2 separate regions of the Homo sapiens genome follow, and region 1 is linked to region 2. The links are chromatin contacts, found by POLR2A ChIA-PET in ENCODE. All regions are on one chromosome and are shown on one strand. The core of a region is the stretch at or near the end of the contact, and the rest is flanking DNA. Distances in the headings are between cores, read along the strand shown.

What was found. ChIA-PET counts read pairs that join two places held with the same protein, here RNA polymerase II (POLR2A).
Region 1: POLR2A ChIA-PET joins it to region 2 with 12 read pairs in naive thymus-derived CD4-positive, alpha-beta T cell. The contact joins the promoter of KDF1 here to the enhancer-like site in region 2. POLR2A ChIA-PET finds 5 or more read pairs at or near these places in 4 of 52 experiments (H1, WTC11, activated CD4-positive, alpha-beta T cell and 1 more).

Annotation. Positions count from the first base shown.
Region 1 is chr1:26,957,332-26,962,307 of GRCh38, forward strand. KDF1 (keratinocyte differentiation factor 1) reads right to left here and starts at 3,137. Exons shown (of 4, transcript NM_152365.3): 1 at 3,019-3,137. RefSeq lists an enhancer at 2,575-3,257 and a silencer at 4,127-4,421.
Region 2 is chr1:26,700,402-26,705,094 of GRCh38, forward strand. All of the region lies in intron 1 of ARID1A (AT-rich interaction domain 1A), which reads left to right. Among named protein-coding and RNA genes, the nearest start is that of ARID1A, 6.7 kb to the left of the region's middle. RefSeq lists a silencer at 3,597-3,891. Within about 2 kb of position 1,695, at least 5 of the 41 ENCODE cell types and tissues checked have a DNase peak (open chromatin) inside an H3K27ac peak, as active enhancers do.

The DNA of each region.
Region 1 (4,976 bases), core at 1,887-4,386, 260 kb after region 2:
AGATGGGAGGCCCTCTCCCCATGGCCTTCTGCTGGGCTGTCAGCTGGGTCAGCCTTGTACTGATTGTTTGAGGATAAGTCTATGTCCCCAAGGACCATGACCCTGAAGTGCAGGGACTGTGTGTAATTCTTTTCTGCCTCAGGGTCTGGAACAGGGTTTGGTACACTAGGTGCCTCAGGGGACTGACAGATTTCAGGTTGCCTCAGGGTAGAACCAGCGCCACTGGGTACAAAGAAAAAAAGACTTAGGCTCTACGTTGACCAGAGTATGGATGGGGGATAGGAGGTGAGGGAGAGAGTGAAATCCCATCTGCAACGGTATCCCAAATAAAATTCTAACAGGTGATTTTAAATTCCCTTGCAATCTGAGCTAAGTGGTTAAAAATCTTTGCTTTAGTTTGAGAAATGTGGGGTATGGATTCACACATTCACGCAATTAACAGATATTTACTGAGGGCCCACTGTGTGCCACATGCTGGATTTATTATTATTATTATTATTATTTGAGACAGTCTTACTCTGTCACCAACGCTGGAGTGCATGGCACGATCTTGGCTCACTGCAACCTCTGCCTCCCAGGTGGAGGCAATTCTCATGCCTCAGCCTCCTGAGTAGCTGGAATTACAGGTGCATGCCACCACACCCAGCTAATTTTTTTGTATTTTTAATAGAGATGGGGTTTCACCATGTTGGCCAGGCTGGTCTCGAACTCCTGACCTCAAGTATCCACCTGCCTCAGCCTCCCAAAGTGCTGACATTACAGGCATAAGCCACCGCGCCCAGCCAGCTGTTCTAAATTCTTTTTTTTTTTTTTTTTTTTGAGATGGAGTCTCACTCTGTTGCCCAGTCTGGAGTGGAGTGCAGTGGCGTGGTCTTGGCTCACTGCAACCTCTGCCTCCCGGGTGCAAGCGATTCTCCTGCCTCAGCCTCCTGAGTGGCTGGGACTACAGGCGCGTGCCACGCCTGGCTAATTTTTTGTATTTTTAGTAGAGATGGGGTTTCACCATGTTAGTCAGGATGGTCTGATCTCCTGACCTCGTGATCCACCCACCTCGGCCTCTCAAAGTACTGGGATTACAGGCGTGAGCCACCGCGCCCGGCCTAGCTGTTCTAAATTCTATGGATAAAGTGATAAAACAGACAAAATCCCTCAACCTCAGGAGTTTACAATCCAGTGAGAGTTGATTATTGATGGCTTACACTGTTCTAAGTACTTCAGACATAATAACCAATTAATTTTCACAACCCTCTTTGTAATATTATTACCTGTATTATTATACTAAAGCACAGACAGGTTAAATAAGTTGTCCAAAGCCATACATCTATCTGTACACAATTGGCCTGGCCCCAGACTCTTATCCACTACCCCATCCCATCTATTACTTGGGAGAAAAGAGGCAGTCAAAGCTGCCAGCTCCATGGACCAGCGTGTGCCCAGAGAGAGCCCATGTTGGGAGCCCTGTCTTCCAGGCTCAAGCCTTCAGGAGAGTGGACAGATCTACAGTTAACCATGCTGAGCTCGGAAGTACGTGGGGCTCCTGAGGATGGACTGGCTATTGTCTTCTCCCCAACCTCCAAAGCTTTAGGACTCTCTATTATTGATTAAATTAATACAACGAGGTGCCCAGCGTTGTGCTAAATGCTGAGAAAACAGCAGTGAATGGGCCAGAGGACTTTCACCTTATTTGACTCTCACAATTGCTCTGAAAATAAGTAGTATATCTCCATTTCACAGATCAGGAATCTGAAGCTCAGAAAGGTGAAGTGACTGGCCCAGAGACACCTAGCAAGAGAGGGCTGGAGTAAGATTTGCACTGTGGCCCGCCAGGCTCTGAAGCCTGCGTACTTTGTGTGTGCCACACATCTCCAGCGGTGGTGGGATGAGAAGAGAAGACCTGGGATAAGGACAATGCCTGCCTCAGTTCCCCACTTCCCTCCAGCCATTGAACCCTCCTGAAGTCAAACTCAGGCAGTTTCTTCCAGGCTGTATCTCCCCGACCCTGCTGCCACCGCCCCGCCACCACCCCGCCCAATCCTAGGAACCTGGTCACTTGGTTTAGTGAGGGGAGACTCCCTGTCCCTATTGTGGCTTGAGGCAAGATTCTTAACCTCACTTTCCTCATCTTTAAATAAGGAGAGACTAGTATCTTCATGCCCCGCCAATCCCGTGAGATTTAAATGAAATATTGAGTGCAGGGGGCTTCCCGCAGTGGCCTTGCCCATGGGAGGGGCTAGGTCACTAGGCGATCTAAGGCACCGCAAGGATGTTCCCGGGGGTCAGAGGGTCCCGGCCCGCCCTCCCTGGATTTCTCGTTGATGCTTTCCTCTTCCCCCTTAGTCCCGCGAACACACACACACACTCAAGGGTCTATGTACCGTCCCCTCCTCCGAGGGTCCCCAGGACAGGCCCGGCCGCACCAGCCTCTGCCCCCAGCCCAGTGCCAAGCCTCGGACACCCGGCCGGGGAGGACCACCCCAGTCCTGCTCGAGAAACAGCCGTCGGCTCAGTGCACCCTCGGCCTCCTGCCCCAAAGGTGCAGCCCGAGAGTCCCATATCCGCGGGCAGCTAGTCCTGGGGACAAGGAAGAACCAGATCCTGGCACTGTCCCCCGGGCTACCACAGCCCCTACACCAACTCTGCCCTCGGGGCGAGCACTACCCTCTCCAGCTGCAAGGGCCCTACCCCGCGGGCGGACCCAGCCTCCCTCCCGTCCCGACGCTGTTCCTCGGGGTGAGCACCAGCGTTTGTCCCATCCCGACGCTGCCCCCCGGTGAGTGCGGCCCCCGCACCCAGCCAGTGCAGCCCTAAGGGCGAACGCGGCCCCTCACCCCATTCTGCGCGCCCAGCCCGGGCGCCCGCTCAGGCCGCTCCCCAGCCCGGCCCGCGCACCCCGGAAGTAGGAGGGTGGCCCCCGAGGAACCGGGCCCGGGACCCTCTCCTGTCCGGGCTCAGCTTCGGGGGGCTCCCGACACCGGCGCCGCCCTGGCTTGCGCCCCCCTGGGCCCGCGCCGGGCTTACCTGTCCCGCCAGGTGAGCCGCCTCCGGCTCAGCCCCTCCCCCGCCCCCTCGCCGCTCACCTGGGGCGCAGGTGAGCGTCTCGCGGGAGCGCTGCACGGGCCGCCGCTAGGGACACACTTCCTGCCTCCGCGAAGCGCTACCGCGCACCTGGACCGAGGCCCCGCCCCGGGGCTCTGCAGAGCTGCGCGTCCCCGCTCGAGTGCTCGGCCCGTTCAGCCTAGTCCGGGTAGGTGAGGTGTGGCGGGGAGGGGTCGAGAGGCGCTGGGGCTCAGTCTCCTCTTCTGTTCAACAGGCTGGTGGTCCTGTCAGTCTCTGAGCACCTGTGGAACTTCTGCCCGGCCGTAAAGCTCCAACTCAAAGGGAAGCTCTCTTCTGGGAAGCTTTCCCTGATCCTGTCTGTTTTTCTGTTGGTTAGAACAGTCCCTGTACTCAGCACACTGTCGTTTTGTTGTCTTCTGTCTCCTCCTTTAGCCTCCTACCTTGCAGGGTTTGGTCTTGTTCCCCTGTGTTCCTGGTGCTCAGCACAGGTCCTGGCACATACTAGGTGTTCAACAAATATTTTCCACTGAATGAGGCCCTGGGCCCCAATTTCTCCCTTTGCCCTGAGGCAGAACTGGGAGCCTGGGCCGCTGATCAGTTTACCTTTTCTTTTGTTCAGAGAAATCTGCAGGTAAAGACAGGAACCTCAGCTCTGAGGCCCCGAGTAGGGTAGAGGAGGGGGACCGGATATGCAGCTCTGAAAGATACATCCAGGATCAGAAGTGGTGGCCAAAATGGGCCATGGTCACTACATCCAAAAAAGGTCTCTGCAAGAGGCAACACCATTGAATGTCAATAAGGCAAGGCTCAGACTATTCTGGGTTACTGTTCCCCTTAATATTAATAACAACTCAATAACTTAACAATAGCATTAATAAACAAGTGACTTGGCCGGGCGCAGTGGCTCATGCCTGTAATCCCAGCACTTTGGGAGGCCGAGGCGGGAGGATCGCGAGGTGGGAGTTTGAGACCAGCCTGGCCAACATAGTGAAACCCAGTCTCTACTAAAAATACAAAAAATTAGCCTAGCATGGTAGCAAGTGCCTGTAATCCCAGCTACTCGGGAGGCTGAGGCAGGAGAATGGCTTGAACCCAGCAGGCAGAGGTTGCAGTGAGCCGAGATCGCGCCATTGCACTCCAGCCTGGGCGACAGAGCGAGACTCTGTCTCAAATAAACAAAACAAACAAACAAACAAGTGACTTTTAGGGAGCATCTCCAGGAGCCATGCATGCCGAAGCCGTTAATCTGTGAAGTGGGTCAGGTATTATCATATCCATTTTACAGTAAGAGGAAACTGAAGCTTAGAGAGGGGACATTGTTTGCTCAGGCAGTTGGCACAAACTGACTTTTGGCAAGGCACTTTCCTTCTCTAAACCTAATCTCTGGAGATAGTAGTACCTCTCTTTAACTGGGAGGATTAAAAGAGATCATGGATGCAACAGGAAGATATCACTGGGATGCATTAGGCATAGGTGTTCAATTTCCACCAGAGACCCTCCATCCCAGCGCCTCCCACCACATCTTGTCCACATTCCCTCCTGAGGAAAGTGCACATTGTATTCTTATTTGGAGCTCAGAGAATGAGTCACATCCTCACTTCACAGTCACATCTTGTGCAGTTGAACATCTGTGTACTCTAAAACCTAGCAAGTCCATTCCTATGGTACAGCCACAGTAAGCTCTTGTGCAATGCACCAGGAGAGAATGTATACAAGAATGTTACTAGAAACATTGTTTGTGGTAGCCCCAAACCGAAAACACGGAAATGCTACTGACAGGAGATAGAGAAATGTGGGATATTCATGCAAAGGAATTAATTATAGAGCAGTAGAAAATGAATGAAAAATAGCAACATGGTTGGATCATGGTAATATAATATTGGATTGAAAAAAGGCAAATCTCAGAAGACTACATATGG
Region 2 (4,693 bases), core at 445-2,944:
TTGTGGCTATGTCTTTTTCACAGGACCTGGGAAGATCTTAGACAAACTTTTACTTTATTCCTTTTCATAAGTAGTGTATCTCAAGTGTTGAATCCCGGTACTGATGAAATAGTTTTAGATTACTTACACACATGAAGTTGATTTAAGGCTTTTTATTGGGACGCTTTTTAGCAATAATACTTTGAGAGTAATACCAGTTTACCAAGGTAAAAAATAAAATACAATAAATAGTCCAGGAACAAGTTGGATTTTATTGTAGAAGTTTGGTTGTTAGTTTCTACTACGGAAACATCAAATGATATTTCTGACTCCTGGGAAACAGATACAGGAATCCTAGATTTATTATGGGAATGCCTACTGGCAGAAATTCTAGGCTGGCTGAAATACAGGACTCTTGGAGCTCTCTCAAGTAGGAGGGACCAGGAAAACCACACTGAGATGGCACTTTAGTTGTGGGGGTTTCATGTTTCTCTACTGTTCATGAGAGAGCTGGGGTGATGAGGATTGAGATGGTGGTGTGAGAACAGAGAAAGCAGCCAGGACCAGGTTTGGCTTCTTGTGTATTGGGCCCTGTGAGGACTTTTTAGGTTCCTTTCTTTGTGTGTGACATGAGTAACCATGACAAGCAGCACCTGCTGAAACAGGATGTCTTGGATTGCATTAAACATTAATATGTTGGATTGACTCCTGTAGGTGTAATGTCTACAGTAGACCTTTTGCAAAGAGGTTAGTGAACTTTTTTAGAATGAGGGAATAGGCTAACAAAGTAATAGGCAGGGCTCTTTCCTGTTCCCATCCCTCAAAAGGTTGTATTGATTGGCTTCAACTCTCAAAATTCTAGAAGCAACTGAAGCTTGTAAATATGGTAAAAATGTGGTATTCAAATATATTGGCACCGAGTAGTTCTTTTCTGCCAGTGAGCTGTAATACCTGGGGCTTGAATGGAGTCCTGATTCCTGTGGCTTTTATCTCTGGGTTTTTCCTTGTTTAGATTGGTCATTATCATTACTGACGCACACTTACGTTGTTATTACTGATGCATACTTGAGTTGTGTGTTGCGTTAGTGGTAAAGAGCACAGGACTCACAACAGGAGGAGGAAGGAGGAGGCTTAGGTTCCACATACAGCTCCAGATTAAGCTGTGTGACCCTGGGCAGGTCATTTGCTTTCTCTATTTTTCATTTTCTCCCTCATCAATAAAATGAAGTTGGTCTGCATGGCCTTCTCACTCTAAGATGCTACATATCTGTGCTTCCATAGCTGGCTTGTTATGAAGGCAGCTTTCTGTACATAAATCAGGGGTCTTGAGACCATCTTTCTTCCCCTGGACTGAAGGAACTCAAAGCTATTTTCTCCTGGGATTCACAGGAACAAGCTCTGAACAGTTGGGTGCCATTGTGGTCTGTAGACTTTTACAGAAAAAGCTCTACCAGACTGTTGCCTTGAAACTGTTAATCTGTTTGTCATTAGTCATTCCACCTGGCTGGTGGTTTTAAAACACTAAATAGTCGTTGGAAAGTTAGGTAGATTTCATTAAAGCAAGACTTGAAAAATAGTTGCTTCAGGATCCCCAGGAGGCTTTTGCACTTGGGGTTGGGGTGAGGAATGGATATTCATAAGTTCAGTGTTGATATTCTGCTGCTTTTGGGGAGGGGTAGGGAGAGAGAGGGAGCATTAAGCTCTCCAGACTCCTGGTGTTTGGGCAGGTCTAGGTCTGGTTTGGGCAGTTGGTTGTAATCTGAGTGCCTGGACTTGCCCTGTAAGTTTTGCTGAGAGAGAAGCAAATGTTCCTGAGACTGGAAGAGGAAAAGCTGCGTTTCAGGGTCAATTTCATAGGTGCATTTGTTGTTTCTCATCGCTATGGTTTAAAAAACTACATGGTGTGCTTTGCACGTGGTCCTGGAAATGCTATTCTTTCTCTTCTCCAGCACACCTGAATTTCCATTCTTTCTCTTCCTGGCTTAGTAGTTTAGAAGTGTAATTTAGGTATATTAGAGGAAGGAAGCTTCCCTTTATAAAGGAGGGAAAAGGGTAGAGGGAACAGTGTTTGATAATTCTGTGCTTGACACAGCATCTTCTATCGTCTCTGAAGGAACCAAATGTTTCAGAGCTTTGTGTAAATACTTGCTGAGCTGTCAATATGTACCCAGGAGGTTTCTGTAGTAAGATGTAAACTGTTCTATAGAATGTTTGACAGGCAAATTAATAAACAGTTTTCAAGCAAAGATAATGCTAGCCTCCTCATGTGGTGGAGTAAAATAACATTGGGGAAAAAGACTTGGGGATAGGAAAAGGGTAGTGCTGGGGGGCAGTGAGTGTGGAGATAAGAAGTGATCTAAAAAAAAATTGAAATGGAAAGATGCTGCCCTGGTAGTGAAACCTCTGTGGCCCTGGCTGCGTGCTAAGTTCAGGGCATGTGGTATCCTGTTAAAGTCAATTGCAGTTTCATAGTGAAAATAGAAGTTTGGAAAGAAGATCCTGACTGTCAATAGTAAGGTAAGTATTACCCCAGACACTTGGCTTATGAGACTTTGAGGTTTAAAGGGTAGCTTGGTGAGATTATTTTTGGCTTGGGTTTGCATTTCTGGAATATTAGAAAGGAGAAAAAAGATACTGCAACTTGAGTGTGATCTTTATCCTCAATTTTGCTGTTGTGCTGGGGATTATAAGTCCACTACCCAATGGCCTGGGTTTATTTATACAGTTTTTACTGGACTTCTGTGTATCACTTATGATAAAATTAATATGCCTTTACACTCTGTTCCTGGGTCAGTACAAAGTCCAAATATTTGGGGACTCACTACATCTTACTTGAAGGATTATGTGAGTAGATACAGTCTTTGTTTTTGAAATTGCCATTTTAGGATTAAAAACATATCTGGGTTCCTTCAGTGACACATTCTTTTTATGGAAGAAGAAGAAGAATCTATGAATATTTTAGCTGTCTGTCTGTGGTCCTCTTCTTTGGTAGCCTTGTGAGATGACCAGATTTGCCTTCTCAGAATGTCTTTTTTAACTAGATTCATTGATTCTGACACCAGTTTTCTTTATAAGAAGTGTTTTTTACACCAGAGTCCTGGAAGTGCCCTTTTGACTTAGCTGTTTATATAGTAGCAGGGAATATGAATGTAATTATGGTCCTGACTATGATTTTTAGGTTCAGCTAACTTACTACCAAAGGCTATCAGCTTGTTTTAATACAAAACACAAAAACTTGGATTGGCACTGACATAGGTTGCTTAATATTGCATGGTCCTTTCCCAGTATGTTGGTAGTGAGGGTATTAGGAACTTCAGACTTATTGCTGAGAGCATAGTTTCTAAGTCAGAGAGATCAGGAAATTCCAATGGGGATGGGAAATAGCCCTATGTGATTACACCAGCTAGGTACTAGGAAGAGATTTAAAAGGTAGAAACAATATCTCCTTCAGAGGCATTTAGTTTTCTTAGGAAAGCATGCTTATGTGCACACATCTGGAAAACTTGAAAAGCAAGGTTTCATAAATGGATGTAGACCACACTAATTATGTGAGCTGAAGGAATTAGAGGAAAAGGTTCAATCAGTTTGGCAGGGTTAACCTGGGACAGCTTTTCAGAGGCTTTTTTTGTGAAGCTAAATGTTCAAGAAACTTAGAATACTAATTTGCCTTTTCATAATGCTATTCTTAAGTTCCATGGGCTTGATAGAATCCACATTGCACATCCATCTCCAGACCAGTAGCTGTCTCAGTGTTCCAATGACTTTGAGAATTTGGACTCTAACCATAAAACTCCCTGAAAGAGTGGTTCCAGGGTCTTAGTGGTTCTTGTGGTCAGGTAGAGCCTTTGGTACAGACTGTTAAGTTCTTGGCTAGTTCAGGGGCACTTTTCTAGTAAATTTGGATTTGGAAGGTCATGTCACCTTCAGAGTTGTGTGCCCTGGACAGCTCTGTAGTAATGGTGGTTCAACTTTGTTGGTGAGTCTGTCTTGGCAGAGTTAGTTGACCTTTCTTAAAACAAGAGCCACGAAGTAAGTATCTGTTGGGACTCTTAGGCTGCTATTTCTGAGGAGCTGGGAGCTGTGTTCAAGTCAAGTTGCTTGTGTTAGACCTTATATTGAGGTTGATGGGTTAGGTAAGCCTGCACATATGCAGTCTGCCCATTTATTCATAGAAATGGCCTTTAATACTGTTTTTGGCCGGGCGCGGTAGCTCACACCTATAATCCCAGCACTTTGGGAGGCCAAGGTGGGAGGATTGCCCAAGCCCAGGACCAGCCTTGGGACCAGGCTATTAACATAGGGAGACCCCATCTTTACAAGACACAAAAATTGCTGGATGTGGTGGTACGTGCCTGTAGTCGCAGTTTACTTAGAAAGCTGAGGCAGGAGGATTGCTTGAGCCCAGGAGGTTGAGGCTGTTGTAAGCCATGATTACGCCAGTGCACTCCAGCCTGGGCAATGGAGCCAAGACCTTGTCTCAAAAAAAAAAAAAAAATTTGTTTTTTATTAGGTTACTATGGCCAAGCAGCTAACAAATGCTGCTCACCAATGCTTAATCCTTGTGGAGCCTCTGGAATATAGTGATTTTGGTTTCTTTACCTGCTGGTCGATCTGTGGTTGGGCCTTGGCACTTCACCGGTCAAGGATCATCAGTGGATGCTTAACAGCTGAAGATGCATGGCATGTCCAGTGCCAGGCCACTGTAATGCTTCTA